Regions from separate parts of the Homo sapiens genome. Here region 2 is linked to region 1. The links are chromatin loops, found by intact Hi-C in ENCODE. Cell type or tissue: endothelial cell of umbilical vein. All regions are shown on one strand. Links, peaks and the distances in the headings refer to the core of each region. The heading gives the core; the rest is flanking DNA.

Region 1 (11,388 bases), core at 2,024-10,023:
TTATTTCTTTTTCTTAAAGAGTAAATCTAGACCCTGCTATGTAATAATAATGTTCCCTCAGGGTAATGTAAATGAACAATTGTCTGTTAATAGCTAACAGGCATAGCCAGGTCACAGTGGACTTCAGGAGGACCTTGGGAATGCATCTAAATGGTCTTAAGAGTTACCAAGGTCCAGGCCTACCCTCACTGGAGCACACAGTCATATGGTCATCACTCCATCATCCCTACTCTATGCTGTGAAGCAGCCAGGGCATCTCAATGTCAAAGAGAAATGTACAATTATTTCCTGAAGAACACCATTTTTATTTCAATGAATACTCTTCCTAGACTCTTCTAAGGCAGGTGGCTTCCACATTTTGAATTCCAATAAACACAAAAGTCTAATGACCACAGAACAACTCAGAAACAAAGCTAAGCACCATGTTTCTAAAGCCGTTCATCTACATTTGATTCAACTAACATCTGAATGTTGATGGGTGTCAGGTAGTCTGCTGGGACTGGGATACAGATTTTGGCCCCTGCCTCCCAAATGCCTCCAATAAAATGGAAAAGGGAAAAATCTAAAAGCTTGTGCTGAAAGTGAAAATGGAGGCCCTGAACACACCTTTGAAAGATAATGTTTGAAAAACATCAAACTACAATACTGGTTTATTCACATTTCACGTCTTCAGGCCTAAACATAAATAACTACATCTCGGCATTTAAGTTCTTCCCAGATTCTGAATGAAACCAACCAACATAGTTCATCCCCGGAATGACTGTATTAACCTAAGAAACTGGACTACATAGATGATCTACCAGGTTTTGTCCCAAGCACATCAATGATTCAGTTCCTGGGTTTCAGAAAAATACGCGTAGGTGATCTATTTTAGGTAAAGACAAGGCTTCAAATGAAACAGAACTAATTTGAAAATTTAACTGAATCACATCTTCAGGTGTTGCTGCTTATAAAACAGGTATAAAAGGCCATGAGGTTTTACATGTCATTTATCATCTCACCGACCCTGAACAATTTAGCTATCCTAGCCTGCTTCCTCATCTGTCGAGTGAGATACCAGATACCATCAACAACCTCAAATGACTGTTGTGAGGATGAAATGAATATCAATGTAAAGTATTTTGCATAGTTTCTAGTACTTACAAGGTATCATTAAACGATACTAATTTTTGCAATGAACAAGGCAATATCATGTCTTCAGTTATAATGTTTTCAAACGGGCTTGTCAGTACATGGGGGCTATAATGATGCACCCTCTGGTAACTCAGAATTAAGACTGCCCTGAGTCTGAAGCTTTAAAATACAGCATGGATTACAACAGTGAACTTCAGAGACAGGGAAGTAGAAGGGGAATGACAGGAAAGGAGAGAGGAAGAGAGCTATAGAGGAAAAGAGGGCAATCAATTGAGGAGAAAGGAGAGGAGGAAAGAAAAAGAGAGCTGTAGTGAGGCGTCTGCTTCCAGTATGGCAGAAGTAACTCTTAACAAATGGCTCCTCAGTTGCTCCAAGTGTCAGCCGTAAACTCTGGACAAACTACAACTACCTGAGCACTCTGGAAACTGAAGAAAAGCAGGTAGATTCTGGAAAGAAATGGAAAGTTAATTGAGCAAGCAACCCATATGGACTAAGTTTCCTGTTTCTTGGTAGCTTTCTCTGAAGGCAGCCTCACTGGGGCAGCTCTGGATAGCTAAACCCCTAGAGAAAATATGGCCATCTTTCTGGCTACAGGACTCAGCAATCAGGAAAAGGGGTCTTGGGGCAACCAGGATCTCCAAAGTGTGGTGGAGAACCTGAGAAAGAGGAGAGGTAGAGAAGCACCCCTCAATTTGTGCGCATCCACTCATCTCAAGTCTTCAACTAACCCTGGAACCATCTATGCTTATGACCGAGGCTTCGAGAACTGGACTGAGATTTCAGCTGCCACCCATGGCAGGTGGCACAGCTTGCAATTTAAGTCTAACCAAGTCAATTGCTGACTAAAACTCAGAGCAACACTCTAAAGCAATATAAGAAAATTCAAAGCTTCAAAAACATAATAGTAACCATATCCAGGATTCAGTCCAGAACTCCTCAACAGAAGAAGAGCCAGAAAAATTAGAACCCATTTCTCAAGGGAGCAAACAATCAATAGACGCCAACTCTTGAGATGACTCAGATACTGGAATTAACAGGCAAGGACTTGAACACAACTACCACAGTGATGCTCAGTAAGGGAAAGGAAAATATGCTTGTGATGGAAAGATAGGAAATTTCAGCACAGAAAATTTAAAAACCTAAAAACAAAGTACACAAACATTTTAGAATTACTAACATAAATAAATAACTAACATAAATTTGAAATAAAAAATTCACTGGATGGAAATAACAAAAGAAAGCAGCAGCAAACAAGACAGAGCAACAGAAACCATCCAATCTGAAGAAGGAAAAATGATACTGCAGACTGAATGGTCATGAAAATAAAACATATCAGCATGTCCAGCTAGAGTGGTGCTCTGTGGAAAGTTGAAGGCTTTCATGGTGTGCCTTAGAAAAGCAAAAGATCTACCATAAGTAATCTAGAATTCTACCTGAAGAAGCTAGAAAAGAGTAAAAGAAACCCAAAGTAAGTAAAAGGATGGAAGTAATATAGATGAGTGTAGGAATCAATGAAACAGAAAATACTAGGGAGAAATGAACCCAGTGTAGAAGCTGGTCTTTTGTTCACAGAGGGTGCAGACTGGCAAGGCCAGGGGCCAAAGGGCCACTATGCCGCTGTCGGCTGCCTTCCTCTCACTCCTCCTGTGCTTGCTCCTACCAGCATGCAGGAGACCAGGGGTGCACACTCTCCAGCGGCCTCAGCACACACACTTCCAATGGGATGAATCTCAGCCCTGTGGGATGGGGAAAATACTTCCTGATTTGTTCCTTCCTTGGGTGTTTTCCCTCTGCCCTAAAGGTAGCAGCTGTGCTTCCTACATTAGCTATTTCTACAGTTTTCAGAGTCCTCTTTTCCCACTTTTAGCAGCTGTCTCTTACTAGTGGTAATTACATATATTACATTTTCCCTGTTCAAAAGACTGGTGTGGTTTTTGCCACTTGACTGGACCATGACTGAAACAGATGTGGTTGGGGGTGGGGTTCATCTTTTATCCTCTAGTTCACACGTCTTACAAAGGCATCTGAAAGTACCTGTTTCTTCCTAACCATAAGATACAAACAGCACAATGTGGTCAGTGGGGTAGACCAGTGAGATGTTTTGTGGAACATCATGATGATTAAAATCTCTGTGGACTAATATACAGCCGACATTAGCCCATTATATATTAGTTGATACAGCCCTGAGGCAAGGCTGTGGAGGCATACTGTTGCCCCTGACAAGTAAAAGCAAACTGCTTCTGGTGACCCTTGCAAATTGGTATGAAGAAAATACATTAGCTATGTCAACGGCTGCCATACTAAGGTTGGGAACTGTGCCTCATAAAGATACAACATTTGTGTGAGGATATTACGTCTGGGAAAGAATTTGGGATCAGTATGATCACCTGATTAAGTTTATGAAAACTTTCTCTGTGTGCATTAAAAAAGCAAAACATCGGCTGGGCGCGGTGGCTCATGCCTGTAATCCCAGCACTTTGGGAGGCCGAGGCGGGCAGATCAAGAGGTCAGGAGATCGAGACCACGGTGAAACCCTGCCTCTACTAAAAATTAGCTGGGCGCGGTGGCGGGCGCCTGTAGTCCCAGCTACTCAGGAGGCTGAGGCAGGAGAATGGTGTGAACCCGGCAGGTGGAGCTTGCAGTGAGCCGAGATCACGCCACTGCACTCCAGCCTGGGCAACAGAGTGAGACTCCGTCTCAAAAAAAAGCAAAAGATCTACCATGAGTAATGTAGAATTCTACCCAAAGAAGCTAGAAAAGAGTAAAAGAAACCCAAAGTAAAAGGAAAACCTAAAAACAAGCTACACAAACATTTTAAAATTGATAACATGTTTGAAATAAAAATTTTCCAAGATTTTCCGAGATCCACTTTACTTTTCTACTTTTTCTAGGTGAATTAAGTGGGGATGTGATAGGCATCACCTCTCCTGCATTTTCTACTCTTTCATGGTGGCATGGTTTTTGCAGATTCACCCAGGATGCAGTATTGTTTCTGGTTTTCTATTTTGGTAGGGAAGCAGAGCTCCGGGGACTTCCACTTAGCCCTTGTTGTCATGGTGGCTCCCAATCCATGTGTCAGAGAACCAGCATGGTGATTTTGCCAGTTGTCAAGTATGTCTATTCTAGTTATATATTCAGGAATCAAAAGAGGAAACTGACAGATCTCAACTTCAAAGAACAGTTAATTTAACTTATATACTGTAAAAAATTAAAGTAGAGGGGCATCTAGGCTAAGCGAATGCACGGAGGCAGTAAAACACAAGAGGATTTAAAAAGTGAGCTGGAGTATACGATATGTGAAAGAAAGATACTAAAAAAGGGTGAAACTTTTTCTTAACCTCAAATCATGGAGAACCCTGAGTAGGTGGCTAAGAACTATTACCTTTGTTTAGTAAGCAGTGGGAAACAGTCAAGAATTCTGAGAAGGGCAATCAAAAACTCTGAGCAAAAAGGTATGTGCCACTATGCCTGGCTGATTTTTGTCAGGTTCATCTTTCAAAACCACAAATAAGTAACTGCACTGGCAAGGCTGGCCAGAGGCTAATGACACTACACAGATGCAGGAATAACTGTGAGGGTAGCAGCGGGGCAGGGAAGGTGGGAAATGTGAAAAATGCTACCAAGATTTAAAAAAGGACCAGACCTGGCAACTGATGAGTTGCAAAGTACAAGACAGAATTCAAGATGATTCCCTTTTCTGAGACAGGGTCTTGCTCTGGCACTCAGGATGGAGTGTAGTGGCACGATCATGGTCTACTGCAGCTTCCACCACTTCCCAGGCTCAAGTGATCCTTCTGCCTCAGCCTTCCAAGTAGCTGGGACCACAGGCGTGGACTACCATGTTCAGCTCATTTTTGAATTTTTTCAAAATTCATAGAGACAAGGTCTCACTATGTTACTCAGGGTTGTCTTGAACTCCTGGGCTCAAGGGATCCTACCACCTGGGTCTCCCAGAGTTCTGGGATTATAGGTGTCAGCCACTGTGCCAGCCAAGATGACCCTTTTTTGAACATGGATGACTGGGAGGATAGTAGTGTTACTAACAGAATATGGACACAAGGAACAGAAATAGAGAAACCGTCATTCTGGGTATATGAAGCTGTTGCTCTGGCTTGGTAATACTTTATGGCAATTTCTTTGCTTTCCTTTCAAGCAGTTTTGCTTTTATTCAGAAAAACAGAAAAGAATAAGATATGGCTTTTTTCCCAGAAAGTTTTAACCTAAAAATAGGGAACAAAGACAGGAAAGACAAGAGATTACTTAAAAACAATCGACATGGTCTCCAATCAAATATGGACTGCTCATCCGGCAACTACAGTTTCCACACTATGCCAATATAACACATTTGCGTCTGATCTTTTAAGAAATAAACTACTCCTACATGTTATTTTGTTCTATCGATAGTTATAGGAAAGCCTATATTTTTAAGTCAATCTAGCGTGGTAGTTGAAAAGGTGGACTCTGGGGCCAGAACGCCTGAGTTCAGATCCCACCTCAGCTTCTTGCTCCTTGTGTGTCTGTGGGCACACCGCTCACCCTTTCCTCATATGGAAAATAGGAATAGTAACAGTACCTACATGCGCTTCAGAGTGCTGTTTTGAAGATTAAATACATGGCATTTGGTGTTATATGTGTGTTTAATGTTATCTAAACATGTTAGAATCTTATATTGGTAAGATAAATTAACAGCTTTCTTCATTCTATTTACAAACATCAGAGAGCTTAGAAATAAGGAACTGAATATACATTAATTTTATTTGGAAGTGCTCTTATTTATTTAGAGACAGGGTCTCGCTTTGTTGCCCAGGCTGGAGTGCAGTGACACAATCTCGGCTCACTGCACACTCCACCTCCTGGGTTCAACCAATTCTCATGCCTCAGCCTTCTGAGCAGCCAGGACTACAGACACGTGCCACTATGCCTGGCTAATTTTTTTTTTTGTACTTTTAGTAGAGACAGGGTTTCACCATGTTGGCCGGGCTGGTTTTGAACTCCTGGCCTCAAGTGATCTGCCCGCGTCGGCCTCCCAAAGTGTTGGGATTATAGCCTGGAGCCAGTGCACCTGGCGAGAAGTGCTTTTAAACAGCAAAGAAGGAACCACAGTCTTACGTTTAATTATTATGAACTTAAAGCAAGTGATAGTTATATTAAAAGCTTATCCAGTACAAATATGTAACAACCTGATAGGCCAGGTGCGGTGGCTCATGCCTGTAATCCCAGCACTTTGAGAGGCTGAGGCGGGCGGATCATTAAGTCAGGAGTTCGAGACCAACCTGGAAAACATAGTGAAACCCTGCCTCTACTAAAAATACAAAAATTAGCCAGGCATGGTGGCATGCGCCTGTAGTCCCAGCTACTTGGGAGGCCGAGGTGGAAGAATCGCTTGAACCCGGGAGGCAGATGGTGCAGTAAGCCGAGATCACGCCACTGCACTCTAGCCCGGGCGACAGAGCGAGACTGTCTCCAAAAAAGAAAGAAAGAAAAAAAAAGACTTCATCCCTTGGGCAATCAGCCCTCCCAGTCATGTATCAAGGAAGGAAAAATGTAGAGAAGTCTGAAAATCTGCCCCTACCACAGCAAGTATTCTCTAAACTGCTCTCTAATAAATTTTCCTAAGATAGTCTATTCCTGTAATTGAAAAAAAAGGCTATGCAAATACCCTAAATTTAAAATACATGTTAGGCAGCATTTACATGCATTTGCAGCATCTTTGTAACTGCTCACTGCGTGCCCTCATCTAAAACAGCATGAAATTAAACATTATGTTATGGCACCCTCTTCTGGTAGCACGACTGAACTACTCTAATAAAATTACGTTTAGCACAGCAATTTCCCCTTAGGATTTAAACATATTACTGCAATAAGAATACTGCTCAGTGGTTACAACAATAAAATGTGTGAGGAAAGAGAGAAGACATCGAGAAGGATGTTATCTACCCTACAAGACATACGTGGCACTTGTCAGAGGTTTTAAGAATCTCAGAAATCAAGCCTCAGCCACTTAATCAACATTTTACTAAGCATCTGATACAGACAGGTAGGATGCTGGAAGCCAGGATACAGAGCTGACGAAGGTGGACCTTGCCCTGAAGTTGCTTGCAGTTAACAGCTACAACCCCAGAGACTTGTCTGGAGGGCATGGAATCATAGATGAAGGGATAAAAAATCAGACTAGGAGGCATGAGAAGGCTTTCTCTAGGTTTTGATAACTAAGCAGTTTTGAAAAAGGCCAAGCTAACTGGATGGACAGCGGGAAGGGAGCTTTTAGGCAAGTAGCAGCAATACGAACAGAGCTGAGACAACCACACATGTTTGCAGGGGAAAGTGGCTCGGTATAAAGTATCTGGGTCAGTAGCAGAAAAAGCAAAGGCCATATCACAAAAGGCTATATATGCTAAGTTAAGGAGTTTATTTATTTTTCTTTGGAGAACAGGGTCTTGTTATGTGGCCCAGGCAAATCTCTAACTCCTGGGCTCAAGCAATCTTCAGTTTCTACCTCCCTAAATGTTGAGACTACAGGTGTGAGCCACCATGCCCAACAAGTTAAGGAGTTTTAAACTTTTTCCTAAAAGCTATAGGGAGCCAATAAATGATTTTAAGCAACTAAGCGTCAAGATCTCATCTACATATTAGAGATATTTTCTATTTGCAGACATTTTAAGTTACTAGCACTTGTGAAGTCACTGAATAAATATCTAGTATGCATGAGACGTTATCTCCTAAATCCATAATTTAATAAAGTGACTGAAAACAAAACTAAACAAAGCTAAAATACGACTGAAAGCACAAAGAAAAAGTTGCAGTAGCTATGTGAAACCATTCTTAGTTACCTTTTAAACTCATCATGGTAGAACTCGGACTTGCAAGTTACCATCTCGCTACCCTGGGCGTCCTCACGACTTCGGACTCCCCCAAACACATACAGCTCCATAGCAACTCCACAGGCCACCGCTCCAAACCTGAAAGGCCACACACAGCGTTATCAGGCACAAGCTGTACAATGCGAGATCTCACTCCCGCGTTCCTCTTATGCTGGTTTAACTCTGCAGCATTACTACGTGGGCCTTCCTTTCTCAGGAAATGCCAAGTCAAAGAAAAGGTTACTCTGAAAGAAAAGAACAAAAGCCAGGCAGGGTAAGGGGCTCCAGACCCAGTGAACAGCAAGGGAATCTACAAAGTCCACCCCACAGCCACGTACCTCCTCTCTTTTAGTGGACATATGGCAGTCCACTGCTGGGTCCTGGGATCATAACACTCTACAGACTCAAAAAGCTTTCCGTAGGAGCCTCCACCCATGGCGTAGATTTTCTTTTTCATAGCTGCATAGCAGCCGATCTGAAAGCAGAGAACAATGGTGGGGGAGAGGCAACATTTCTCATTCAGGTCAGGTGAACAGATATTAAACTGTCTGGGCCATACTTAAAGAGATTTAGGAAGGGGTTTGATTTCTAACCGTAAAACGATGGTGCTTTTCAGTATTACAACACCGGACTTTAAAATGAGAAGAGCAAAGTAAGACACATATTCTTAATCTTCAGAAAAGGAGCTCTTACTCCAACTGATACTATTTCACTAACTGAAAGAAGTTCAAAAGCCTCATTTTTATTTATTTATTTATTAGAGACAGGGTCTCGTTCAGTTGCCTTGGCTGGAGTGCAGTGGTGCCATCATAGTTCACTGCAGCTTCAAACTCCTGGGCTCAACAGATCCTTCCGCCTCAGCCTCCTGGGTAGCTGGGACTACAGGTGCACAGCACTGTGCCCGGCTAACTTTATTTAAAACTTTTTTGTAGAGATGGGGGATCGCTTCAGCCTAAGAGTTCAAGACCAGCCGGGGCAACATAGTGAAACCCTATCTCTACTTAAAAAAACAAAAATTAGCTGGGTGTGGTGGTGCACACCTGTAGTCCCAGCTATTCAGTAGGCTGAGGTGGGAGGATTGCTTGAGGCAGAAAGAGGTTGCAGTGAGCCAAGATGGCGCCACCGCACTCTAATCTGGGCAACAGAGTAAGACCCTCTCTCAACAACAAAAGGAAAGAGAGAGAGAGAGTAAGAGAGGGAAAGACAGAAAGAAAATAGGTTGGGAAGATGTGGCTGCTGCACCATTTGCACACTCAAATGTGGAGCTTGACACACAGCGGTGCTGCACAGGGCCCACAAGCAGGATAAACTCTCACACACGCTCACTTTCCTATCTTGGTGTGTGGCTGATGACAGTGAAGGCAAACTACCGATAAAGAGAGTTCTATAAAGTTAATTCTTTTAACACCATCAGTTATATTAAAGGTTTATTCAGGATATGAAGACACATTAAGTTTAAAATCCAATGTGTACACAGACTAGTTATCACAAAATGCAGTCCTCACCTTTCTGACCATGGTCAAATCAGGTTGCTTTGTCCAGGTTTTAGAATAAATATCGTAACACTCCATGGAAATCAGCTCCTTTTCACCATCCTCTCCTCCCAAAATGTACAGCATCCCATCTATCTCCACAATTCCGAAGTTATGTCTTGCCTGAAATTACATTAGCGATCCCTGAACACACAAGGCCAATGATCATATTGAAAGCTGATATTCATACACTTAATAAAAATTAGAGAAACATAAAGATGGCAAAAATAGACAATGGGGACTCCTAGAGCAAGGAGACAGGGAGAGGAGCAAGGGCTGAAACACTAACTATTGGGTACGACGCTTGGTACCTGGGAGACTGGATTAATCTTACTGCAAACCTCAGCATTATGCAATATACACACATAACAAACCTGCACATGTATCCCCGAGTCTAAAATAAAAGTTGAAACTATTTTTAAAAATTAGAGAAATCTTTTTTCCCAGTGTTCCAGCATGGAAGTACCACGTTCAAAACCATTTCTCCGGTAATGCTTCTTAAAGATTTCTGGCTTCCCTAACAGCCCACTCTTCCAGCACAACAGCCAGAGAGGCCAAAGCCACTTCTCAAAACAAACTTAAGAAATACATGGTGAGTTCATCAGAAAATCCTCACTTTTTAACCCATAATAGCTCACAACAAGAAAATGAACTGTTACCTCTGGTTCAATACAATTATTTTTGCATAACAAAGGGCAGTGTTTTCAAGTTGACGTGGGAAAGGCTAGTATAAACTATGGCAGAAAGGGCTGTGGAGGACAGGGTCAGGCCAAGGCTATTTGGGATCATAGAAGCCCTAGGTGTTTCATGTCCGTTTGTCAATGAATATTTATGTAGTAAACCCTACGTGCCAAGCACGATTCTAGTGCTGAAAATGAAATACTGACCAGAACACATGTAATTCTCTGCCATCAAAGAGCTTATGTGAAAAACTTTAAATGCCTGGTCCGTGAGATGGTGAGACGTCGTACGAAGACGGGGACAGGAAAGCTAAGAGGCAGGAGGGAGGCCCGCTGAGAAGGTGCTGCGAGGAGGGGGCAGGCCACGCTGGCATCTGCACAGGGCAGGATAAATGTGAAGGCTGGGGTGAGGGCATTCCTGGAAGATTTCAGAAACTCATGGAGGCCAGAAGGAGTGAGGGCCAGGAAGGGGAGGAGAGCCGGGCACTAGAAGGAGAGGTTGGAGCGAATGAGGCAGGTGGCTTGACAAGGCTGCCGTTTCTTCCCTGAACTCAGACACAAAACAAACAGAAGCGCTAAGGGGAAAGAGAAACACATCAAACAAACCAACCAACTAGTGTTTTACCTCGTTCATAGGTGGCAATGCTGTCCATGTATTTGCATCTGGATCATACTTTTCTCCTGAGCTAAGAGTCTGCTTATTTTCATCTTGGCCCCCGAATACAAACAAAAATCCTTCTGCAAAGATCAAAGGAAACACAAATATGAAATGTGAGTCTTCAACACCCATAAACGCCACAGCATATATAGAAACAGCATCTGAAGAAACTCTCTGATGACAACAATGTTCTCTTTGGATTCAGGGCTTTTATCACATCCCATTGGATCCTTGGTGATGGAGCCAAACCATCACTTTGACCATTTTGCTTTACTCATTACTGTCTTTGAGGGGATTTCCACCACCCTACAATGAAAAAGGAAGCCTGGCGTCACCCGCTCAGTCACCAGGCAACTCTGGGCCATCTCAATTCATCTCTTCTGTTCCCTCTCAGCCTCTGGGATTCTCATACAACTTTTGCACCGCAGCGCACATCTGTTCATTCTAGACCCCAGGAATACCCAGATCTGAGGCATCCGTGTGCACTTTCTATTCAAAACAGGATCTAAGAGCAACTGAACTTC
Region 2 (11,388 bases), core at 1,046-9,045, 110 kb after region 1:
AAACTTGGCTGCAGGGGCTAGGAATGAAAGTAGGTGGCATAACCTTGTCATAGAAAGTTTTGTCAGGAGACTGAAAAACTGAATGGATGGAAGGATGAATCGATAGGTGGGTGGGTGGGTGCATGCATGAATCGGTGGATAGTAGACAGATGGATGGTGGGTGGATGGATAGATGGTGGATGGAAGGATGGTGAGTGAATAGATGGGTGGTAGATGCACATGGTAGATGGATGTTGGGTGGGTGGATGGATGGATGGTAGATGGATAGATGGATGAATGGTGGGTGTATAGATGGTGGGTAGATGGATGAATGATGGATGGATGGGCAGGTGGGTGGCTCAATGGATGGATGGTGGATAAGTGGATGAGTGGATGGATGGCAGAACATGTAGATGGATGAATGGATTCATGGTGGGTGGGTGGATGGGTAGGTAGATGGATGGTGGATGGATGGTGGGTGGACGGATGGATGGGTAGATGGTGTGTGGGTGGATGGATGAATGGATGGATGGTGGATGGGTGGGTGGATGGATGGATGAATGATGGATGGATGGGTGGGTGGGAAGCTCAATGGATGGATGGATGGTGGGTAAGTGAATGGGTTGATGGATGGGAGAATGGGTAGATGGATAAATGGATTCATGATGGGTGGGCGGGTGGGTGGGTAGATAGATGGTGGATGGGTGGTGGGTGGATGGATGAATGGATGGATGGTGGATGGGTGGATGGATGGGAGAATGGGTAGATGGTTGAATGGATTCATGGTGGGTGGATGGGTGGATGGGTGGGTAGATGGATAGTGGGTAGATGGATGGATGGAGGGATGGTGTGTGGGTGGATGGGTAGGTGGGTGAATGGATGAATGGATGGATGGTGAGTGGCTGGCTAGATAAGGGGTGGATAGGTGGATGGGTGGACGGATGGTGGATGGGTGATGGATAGGTGGATGAATGGTGGGTAGGTGGGTGGATGGATAGTGAGTAGCTGAATGAATGGTGGATAGATGGACGGTGAGTAGATGCATGAATGGATGGATGGTAGATGAAGGAATGGTTGGATGGTAAATAGATGATGGATGGATGGATGGTAGATGGGTAGATAAATTAATAAAATAATAAACTGGAGCCTAAATAAAAGGAAATTAGAATAGTAAAGGGATTTCTTTCTTCCAAGAGGAATCCCAGCATCTCCTCTTCTCTTCTAAAGGAAAGTACTGACTTCATGGTCCACCTCAATAATCTACGGGAGAAAGTACCACACTGGATCTTGTGTCATCAACGAAAAACAGAACTCTTCAGAAGAAGCCACACTTGGTTGTTTGTGTTTTATTCAATTCCCCAGAGTGGCCTACCTGGTACTGTGGCAGGGATCTTAAAAATCACATACTTTGTCTTCCCCTTTTCCACAATGGATGTGCCCATGTTTAGAACATTTCCAGCCTCATCATAATGGGGATGTGACGTTGCCAGATTTACCGCCACGTATTTACGATAATCAACCTGCAAGATATGACACCTCCTGTTTTTTAAAGTATTTACGATAATCAACCTGCAAGATATGACATCATCTGGTTTTTCAAAGGAGAAAGGTTGAAGTCCTATGAAAACGTGACTGATTCTAGGTTCAGAGAGATGAGGGATATTTTTGCACTCTGTTGATCTGAAAACGATACAGAATTTGCTTTTAAAGAAGACTTTCACTCTTGTGACCTTATACAACCTCACATGGGGATTTGAGGGACTCAGACAGCTAATAGGTTGCAGGGGAGTTAGGGAGCTGGTGTGCTTCTGTGGCTATCGTTCCAATCCTGTTGCCTGACCTTGCTGGAATCCTCAACATGGAAACAAGATTCCTCACTGCAGAAAGCTCTGAGCAATGACCTGGGCAGAGAGGTAGCCTTCGAGCTAATCTTGGCCACAGTTCTGTCATTCTGGCTTAAATTCTGCCCTTTTGCATTGCACAGAAGCATAAATCTCTAGGCCTCTCTTAGACGATTATTCTGGGAATGGAGAGGTTACAAAAACATTTGGTCAAAGTGAAGTTTGATCAACGAGCTGAATAATGACCCTCACTCTGCAGTCCACAGCTGCAGAATGATGGAGTGGCCGCAGACCAACCGTCTGCGCTTCCTCCCCTAGAAAAACACAACCTCCAGCCCAGAGTCAGATAACTCCTTTCTCTTCCAGCATTTCCTCTCTGTAGCCCTGTGGAAAGCATCATCAGTTGGACCGATGCCGTCTAGCTTAAAAGGAGCTGGACATAATTTCACAGCTAAGAAAAGCCTCATCTCTTTAACAGATCGTTAAAACGTATTGCAGAGACATCGGAATTTTGAACAGCCAGCTGGAGAAAATTGAAAGTGGGTCTATTGATTCCCACCAAAATGTTGACTTGATTCTTCCCAGGAAAGGTATGTGCTTGGGCACTGATTTTTGTGCCCTAGCTTTTTGCCTAATGCCTCCCTCTTCAGGTCAATAGAAGGTAGGATTGCTGAGAATCGCAGGCATTTCAACAGTCATTCATTCAAATTCTCAGTGAACTCCCTCAGTGCCAAGAATTATGAACAGAGTTATGGGTTGAATTGTGTCTTGCAAAAAAGATAGGTTGAAGTCCTCACCTTGGGTACCTGTGAATGTGACCTTACTTGGAAATAAGGTCTTTATAGATGTCATTAAGTTAAGATGAGGTCATACTGCACTGGGGTGGGCCCTAATGCAATGACTTGTGTCTCTATAAAAGGCAGAACATGGTTGGGTGCAATGGCTCACGCCTGTAATCATGAGGGCCAATCATGAGGTCAGGAGATCAAGACCAGCCTGGCTAACACGGTGAAACCCCATCTGTACCAAAAATACAAAAAATTAGTGAAGTGTGGTGGCACGTGCCTGTAGTCCCAGCTACTCAGGAGGCTGAGGCAGAAGAATCGCTTGAACCCAGGAGGCGGAGGTTGCAGTGAGCTGAGATCGCACCACTGCACTCCAGTCTGGGCGACAGAGCAAGACACTTTTTCAAAAAAAAAAAAAAAAAAAAGGCAGAACATTTGGACACATAGCCCCATAAGGAGAGGCAGTGTGAAGACTGAGGCAGAGGCTGGAGGGATGCATCTACAAGCTGAGGAACACCAGGGGTTGCCGGCAACCGCTAGAAGCCAGGAAGGGGCCAGGGAGGACCCTCCTCTAGAGTCTTCAGAGAGAGCATGGCCGGGCTGACACCTTGGTTTCAGACTTTTAACCTCCAGAACTGTGAGAGAGTAAATTTCTGTTTTTTTATTTGTTTGTCTTGTTTTTTTTTTTTTTTTTTTTGTTTTTGTTTGAGACAGAGTCTCACTCTGTCATGCAGGCTGGAGTGCAGTGGTGCAATCTGGGCTCACTGCAACCTCCCCCTCCTGAGTTCAAGCGATTCTCCTGCCTCAGCCTCAGAGTAGCTGGGATTACAGGCACATGCCACCACGCCTGGCTAATTTTTGTATTTTTGGTAGAGATGGGGTTTCACCATGTTGGCCAGGCTGGTCTCAAACTCCTGACCTCAGGTGATCTGCCCACCTTGACCTCCCAAAGTGCTGGAATTACAGGTGTAGGTCACCACACCCAGCCAATTTCTGTTGTTTAAAGCAATCTTTTTTGTAGGACTTGGTTACATCAGCCCCAGGAAACTGATACAGACACGAAGATAAAAACAACACAGTCCCTGCCTAGCATCTAGCAGTAAGTGTGGCGCTAGGGCACGGGATCCAACGGTGTTAGAGGAGGGGCTCCCCTGGTAAGCTGCTTGCAGGCTGAGCAACCTCACCCCGGCCGTCGCCGACTCTCCCTTTCTTGAGTCAGGAAGTGATGCTGGTTACATATGTGTTGATACCTTCTCCAGGGTTTCCAGAGTCTGTGGGTTGATTTTCCTGATGTAATTGGTCTCTGAGGTCGCGTAGAAGTCTTCTCCGCACTTCATGATGTTGATCAGGCAGTTGTCGGTGAAATCGGGGATGGTGTGAGACAAGTAGGAGAAAGCTCTGGGGAGAAAAGCAAATCAACAGAGTCAGTGGCTATGTCCACCCAGCCAGAGAAGTCTATCCTTGATGGCTTTAGTTTTCCTACCACTTAAAAATGCTTTACTTCGGCCGGGTGCCTGTAATCCCAGCACTGTGGGAGGCCGAGGCAGGTGGATCACGAGGTCAGGAGATTGAGACCATCCTGGCCAACACGGTGAAACCCCGTCTGTACTAAAAAATACAAAAAATCAGCCGGGCGTGGTGGCAGGCGCCTGTAGTCCCAGCTACTCGGGAGGCTGAGGCAGGAGAATGGCGTGAACCCGGGAGGCGGAGCTTGCAGTGAACCGAGATGGCGCCACTACACTCCAGCCTGGGCGAAAGAGCGAGACTCTGTCTCAAAGAAAAAAAAAAAATGCTTTACTTCAACTAAGGAAGAAAAAGCAACTGGGTCCCAATGGGTCACCTGAGGAATCCTAAGAACTCAGACACCCCAAAGACACCTCCACGTTGAGTTAGCTAAGAAATGAGTCGGCCGGAATGCCATGGTCACCAGCTGATCCTCCTGGGCTCCCCAAAACCCAAAGGTCTCTAACATCAGAGCCAGCAAGACATACTGTTCCAAAGTATGTCAAGAAGCTCTACGGAAATCGTATATGAACCCGTAACGGCTCCCAAAGCCTAACAACGTAGCTGATATCTGCTTTGCCAGGAATGTGAGTCCACACTGGTTATCTCGAATTTATCCAGGAAATTAGTTTTTAATTTAAAAAGGAAAACAAACTAATTATGAGTTAAGAACACATAGCTCATTTGATCAGAAGGTATACTCAAAGCAAGAAGAAAGAAAAACCAGAGGGGTTTATGGGTGATGAAATTGGCAAATCCTGTATCGGTGTATTGGGGAGTGCTCCTCCTACTGGCAAACACTGGAACAAAAAGGAGGCTTGGTTCCAGGACCTCCAGGTCGTGGTTTCAAATTCGTGATCCTGCTATCTCCCCTACCAGGTAAGTATGGTGGTTTTAAATTCCTTTGCTCTTTCCTCCTCCTTTCTCACTGGCTCCTACTCCACACCTCCTATTTGCAAATGTGAATTCAGTGCTTGCTCTGAGCTAGCCCTAGAGCTGGATACTGGAATGGGAGAGATGACTTCAGTTCTCAAAAAAGCAGAAGCAATCTTCCATCTCTGGGCCAGTCCACCCTTCAACTCTTTCATAACTCTTCTACATCTAGAGAGTTTCAGAAAGAAGATACTGATGGCAGGCCTGATTCCCTGGCCAAGAATTTAACTGTCAGATATGTAACACATTCATATGGATACTAATCCAGATGATTTAAAATGTATACAGTGGCCAGGCGCAGTGGCTCATGCCTGTAATCCTAGCACTTTGGGATGCCAAGGTGGGTGGATCACCTAAGATCAGGAGTTCAAGACCAGCCTGATCAACATGGTGAAACCCCGTCTCTACTGAAAATATAAAAATTAGCCGGGCGTGGTGGTGGGTGCCTGTAATCCCAGCTACTTGGGAGGCTGAGGCAGGAGAATCACTTGAACCTGGGGGGCAGAGGTTGCGGTGAACTGAGATTGCGCCATTGCACTCCAGCTTGGACAAGAAGAGTGAAACTCCATCTTAAATAAATAAATAAATGAATAAAATGAAATGAAATGAAATAAAATATATACAGCAAAAAATCTCTCCCTCTCCTCAACATCCATCTGCCCCTGTGCATCCTTTCCTAGTTTCTTTATGCATGTACAAGCAAAATTTAATTTAGATTTCTTACTGCTTTTTCACACAAAGTACAGCTTATAACATGCTCTTTCTACACCTTCCTTTTTTTTTTTTTTTCCACTTAGTCTATCTTGGAAAAGCTTCTGTAGAGTGCAAAGAGAACATCCTCATTCCTTTTTACTTCTACATGGCATTTTCTCGTACAGTTTTACTGTTACGGATTTAACCAGTCCTCTTTTAATGAACATTTGGGTTGTTTTCAGCTACTTGTTATAACAAATGATGCAGCCATAAATGACAAATACCTGGTGCATGTGTCATTTTCTATGCAAGTAAGCAGATCTCTAGGCTGAAGGGAATACGCATTTATAATTTTGACAGATGATTCCAAATCGCTTTCCCACCAGCCATGTGGGAGGGCTTCTAATAATTTGTCAAATGCTCTTAGTCTCTCTGGCAATCAGTGATCAAGAACTGTGTAGCACCTCTGGTTAAAGGGCAGTCATGTGGAGTTTTCATCTACCCTAAAGAGAATTGTCAGAGGAGCAAATGCTGGTTATTTCAGCCATCAAGGATAGCAAAAAGCATGAAATTTGCTCAGATTTAAAATAGGCAGTTACTTGGAAAATATGTTTTTGCAGGGGTCCGGATAGGCCATTGTTCCAAACTCAGACACCACAATCCTGTTTGCCTCAATATTGGTGTTGTAGGTATCGCTTCTCAGGTATTTGCTCCTGTAATAGACTTCACCTGCAAGAGAAGAACCAGCATAATCTCAGGCTGACGCCTTCACAGGGCTTTAAAATCAATGTCAGTCCTTGTATGGGTTTTACTGGGAGAAGAAGGTGGTTATTTCACTAGGACAAGCTCCTTTAGTACACAGGGCCGATACAATTCGCATTTTAAATATAATTTTATTTATTATTATTATTTTTTTGAGTTTTGCTCTTGTTGCCCAGGCTGGAATATAATGGTGCGATCTCGGCTCACTGCAACCTCCGCCTCCTGGGTTCAAGTGATTCTCCTGACTCAGCCTCCTGAGTGGCTAGGATTATAGGCATGCGCCACCACGACCAGCAAATTTTTGTATTTTTAGTAGAGATGGGGTTTCACCACGTTGGCCAGGCTAGTCTTGAACTCCTGACCTCAGGTGATCCACCCGCCTCAGCCTCCCAAAGTGCTGAAATTACAAGCGTGAGCCACCATGCCCGGCCTGGAATATAATTTTAGACACACATTTTCTCACTCCTGACTCACAACAGTATGGCTGGATAAGTATGTGTTACGGTTTGAATGTTTTGTTCCTTGCAAATCTCATGTTGAAGCCTGTGATGTTGCAGGTGGGCCTAGGAGGAGGTGTCTGGGTGATGGGGGTGGGTCCCTCATGAATGGCTTAGTGTTGTTCTGGTGATGAGTGAGTTCTCACTCTATTAGTTCATGCAACATCTGGTTGTTTAAAAGATCCCTCCCTCCTCTCTCTCTCTCTCTTTCACCATGTGACATGCCTGCTCCCCCTTTGCCTTCTGCCATGAGCCAAAGCTTTTTGAGGCCCTCGCCAGAAACCAAACAGATGCTGGTGGCTTGCTTCCTGTACAGCCTGCAGAACCGTGAGCCAAATAAACCTCTTTTCTTTATAAATTACCCGGTCTTGGGTATTCCTTTATAGCAATGCAAAATGTGATAATGCAAAATATGTCAATGCAAAATATGTCTGTTCTTAGCTCCATTTTCCATAGGAAGGAACTCAGGCTCAGAAACATTCTTTCACCTTGCCCAGGGTCACCCATCTGAGAGTGCTGACCAGAATCAGTCATCCCTTCCACCCTGTTTGTGTCCCTCCAGGGAAGGAGCAGAGCTGGAGGACTAATCTAGAAGGCTGCATATGTGGGGTGGTTTTCCCCAGGGCCCCGTTCAGTCCTGGGAGCGCTGCCTCCAGAAGCCCAGTTGATCACTTCAGTCTCCCTGGAGTAACGTTTGATATTGAACACAACCAGGAGGTGACCTGATGCCCAATCCTGCATAGCAATAGAGGGTCAGACCTGTGTTCAATGTCTAATTCATCCAAATTCTGCAGAGAGTCTAACTCATGGCATAAATCTCTTGACCAGTCCATTGAGACCAACCTCAAAATATACCAGATGGTTCTAGACCCGTGTTAGTTTTCTACGGCTGCTGTAACGACTTACCCCTCACTTAGTGGCTTCACACAACATACAGTCATTATCTCAGAGTTTGGAAGAAAGTCTGAAATGGGGATTACAGAGCTAAAATCAAGGTGTCCACAGGGCTAGTTCCTTTTGGAGGCTCCAGGGGAGGTCTGTTCCTTGATTTTTCTAGCTTTGAGAAGCTGCTGCCTTCCCTGGTCATGGCTGCGTCACTGTGACCCCTGTCTCCTGTCCCGGTATCACATCTCCTCTGAGGCTGACGCTCCTGCTTCTCTCTTGAGATTACACTGGGCCCATCCCTAATGTCAGATCACCTCCCCCATCTCAAGATCCTTCATCTAATCACATCTACAAAGTCTCTCTCTTTTTTTTTTTTTTTTTGAGATGGAGTCTCACTCTGTCACCCAGGCTGGAGTGCAATGGTGGAATCTTGGCTCACTGCAAGCTCAGCCTCTCTGGTTCAAAAGATTCTCCTGCCTCAGCCTCCCCGAGTAGCTGGTATTACAGGCATGTGCCACCATGCCCAGCTAATTTTTAAAATATTTTTAGTAGAGACAGGGTTTTGCCATGTTGGTCAGACTGGTCTCGAACTCCTGACCACAGGAGACCCACCTGCCTCGGCCTCCCAAAGTGCTGGGATTACAGGCGTTTGCCTAGCCTGCGAAGTTTCTTTTGCTATGTAAAATAACACATCTAGGCCAGGTGCGGTGGCTCACGCCTGTAATCCCAGCACTTTGGGAGGCCAAAGTGGGTGGATCACCTGAGGTCAGGAGTTTGAGACCAGCCTGGCCAACATGGTGAAACCCCATCTCTACTAAAAATGCAAAAATTAGCTGGGTGTGGTGGCACACCCTTGTAATCCCAGCTACTCAGGAGGCTGAGGAGACAGAATTGCCTGAACCCAAGAGGCAGAGGCTGCAGTGAGCCGAGATCGCGCCACTGCCCTATAGCCTGGACGACAGAGCGAGACCCCGTCTCAAAAAACAAATAAACAAAAAAACGCAACAACAACAAAAAACCCACATCCATGGATTCCTCCTGGGGCAGGGGTGAGAGGAGGTCCTTCCCAGCTGGGAATAAGTCAGGAGAAGCTTCAGGGAGGAGGTGGTGCATGAAACAGCTCTTAAAGGATGAGTAGAATTTGACTGCAATATGCTGGGGAGAGAGGGCAGAGCTGTCCTGTTCACCCGCTAAGAGGTCTGTAAGCAAAGGCCTGGAGTTGGGAAAATGCAGAACCCTTCTTGCAGGCGTTGAGTTCGGCTGGGCTGGAACATTAGAGAGGGATTTGGAGGACAGGAGTGAAATGAAATTGGGAAATGGGTTGAGGGGTCCTACTAGGTTTGCAGGCCTGATAACTTTTTTTTTTTCTTTTTTTGAGATGGAGTCACTCTGTCGCCCAGGCTGGAGTCCAGTGGTACGATCTTGGCTCACTGTAACCTCCACGTCTCAGGTTCGAACGATTCTCCTGCCTCAGCTTCCCAAATAGCTGGGACTACAGGCATGTGCCACCATGTCCGACTAATTTTTGTATTTTTAGTAGAGACGAGGTTTTACTCTGTTGGCCGGGCTGGTCTCAAACTCCTAAGCTCGGGTGAACTGCCTGCCTCGGCCTCCCAAAGTGCTGGGATTACAGGCATGAACCACCGCACCAGCCCTGAGAACTTTATTTCCTGGGCAGTTTGAAACCTCGGGGAGGGGCCTGAAAGAGGCAGTGTTTTATTTTATTTTGCTGTTAATTCGCAAATGACATTAAGATTTTTTCCTTTTACAGAACGCATTTCATTTTCGTGGTATAGTATGTGCTTCCAGTGTTGCTACAATTACAACACACGGAAAAGCCAAGCCTGGGACACAGTGACATTGCATTCCAATAAGCAAAAAGTTGACCTCAGAAACGCCCATCATATGTTGACTGCCACAGGATGGGCTTAGAGGAGAAAACATGTTTCCAAGAAATTCTCGCCCAGTGCCTTTTGATATCTTAGGAAAAGGAAACTAGTACTAACAGCCAGCATCGATTGAGCACCAGCATGCTAAACACTGTGCTGGGCACTTGATGTGTGTTATCTGGTTTCATACTCACAACACTGGAAGCAAGTAGAATACTCCAACCAGAAATGCATTCGCTGGAAAAAAAAAAAAATCGGCCATGCGCAGTGCCTCATGCCTGTAATCCTAGCAATTTGGGAGGTAGAGGCAGGTGGATCATTTGAGGTCAGGAGTTCAAGACCAGCCTGGCCAACATGGGGAAACTCCATCTCTACTAAAAATACAAAAAAAATTAGCCGGGGTACTGGGCACCTGTGGTCCCAGCTACTCGGGAGGTTCAATTGCTTGAACCTGGGAGGCGGAGCTTGCAGTGAGCCGAAATCGTGCCACTGAAGTCCAGCCTGGGCAACAGAGCGAGACTCAATGTCAAAGATAAATAAATAAATAAATAAAAAGAAAGAAAGAAAGGCTGGGCATGGTGGCTCACTCCTATAATCCCAGCACTTTGGGAGGCTGAGGCAGGCGGATCACAAGGTCAGGAGTTTGAGACCAGCCTGGCCTATACGGTGAAACCCTGTCTCTACTAAAAATACAAAAATTAGCTGGGTGTGGTGGGAGGCACCTGTAGTCCCAGCTACCAGCTACTTGGGAGGCTGAGGCAGGAGAATCGCTCGAACCCAGGAGGCAGAGGTTGCAGTGAGCTGAGATCACGCCACTGCACTCCAGCCTGGGCAACAGAGCGAGACTCCATCTCAAAAAAATAAAAAATAAAAAAAAATAACATAATGTCATTTGTTAATTAATAGCAAAATAAAGCAAGATCTAAACAGTGCTTAAAGGTTCCAACTTTTTTACCAAATGAAGTACAAAGGGCTTGGGTACTCACAGCCCTGCAGACTTATTTCCCAGCTAATAAAATTGAGGCACAGAGAGGTTAAGCAGCTTGTGTTAAGCCACACAGCTAGCGAGTGGTAATCTGGAGTCGAAGGCCAGCAATGGGCATCTAAAGCTGGCCCTCTTAACCAAGATCCTAACACAGCAAGAACAATCAGTTTGAGTGTTCTGTCTGCACCTTCCAATTAAAATCACTCCTACAGAGATGTGCAGCTTGATGACATCCAGCCTGCTGAGGTTTCACAAAGGGGAGCTACCCACGCAAACTACATCCTGATCAAGAAACAGGACCTGGGGCCAGGTGCAATGGCTCATGCCTGTAATCCCAGCAGTTTGAGAGGCCCAGAGGGGAGGATCGCTTGAGCCCAGGAGTTCAAGACTACTTGGGCAGCATGGCGAGACCCCATCTCTACAAATAATACAAAAATCAGATGGGTATGGTAGTCCCAGCTGTTCAGGAGGCTGAGGCGGGAGGATCACTTGAGCCTGGGAGGTCAAGGCTACAGTGAGCCAAGATCGCACTACTGCACTTCAGCCTGGGCAACAGAGCAAGACCCTGCCTCAAAAAGAGAAACAGGACCAGAGCAGCCCCCTGAACGCTAGCCTCATATATCCACCTTGTCACTA

Evidence for each region. Hi-C counts contacts between places; a loop is a spot of excess contacts. Peaks named below come from ENCODE experiments on the same cell type or tissue, not always from the same donor. Only the 100,000 strongest peaks of a DNase experiment are listed, where the experiment ranks them.
Region 2: it touches region 1 in a loop (7-fold over the local background); 9 of 110 quality-filtered maps call a loop at or near these places.

What each region holds. Positions count from the first base shown.
Region 1 is chr16:81,362,055-81,373,442 of GRCh38, reverse strand. It overlaps GAN (gigaxonin), which reads right to left. Exons shown (of 11, transcript NM_022041.4): 6 at 10,832-10,944; 7 at 9,500-9,649; 8 at 8,333-8,469; 9 at 7,965-8,093. Among named protein-coding and RNA genes, the nearest start is that of MIR4720, 17 kb to the left of the region's middle. In endothelial cell of umbilical vein, for the core only: a CTCF peak has its summit at 6,909 (motif pointing left); DNase peaks (open chromatin) are centred at 5,422 and 6,912; H3K27ac peaks cover 758 bases.
Region 2 is chr16:81,254,751-81,266,138 of GRCh38, reverse strand. It overlaps BCO1 (beta-carotene oxygenase 1), which reads right to left. Exons shown (of 11, transcript NM_017429.3): 3 at 6,334-6,463; 4 at 3,856-4,003; 5 at 1,352-1,499. Among named protein-coding and RNA genes, the nearest start is that of BCO1, 22 kb to the right of the region's middle. In endothelial cell of umbilical vein, for the core only: a CTCF peak has its summit at 4,890 (motif pointing left); no DNase peak of the experiment used is centred there; H3K27me3 peaks cover 140 bases.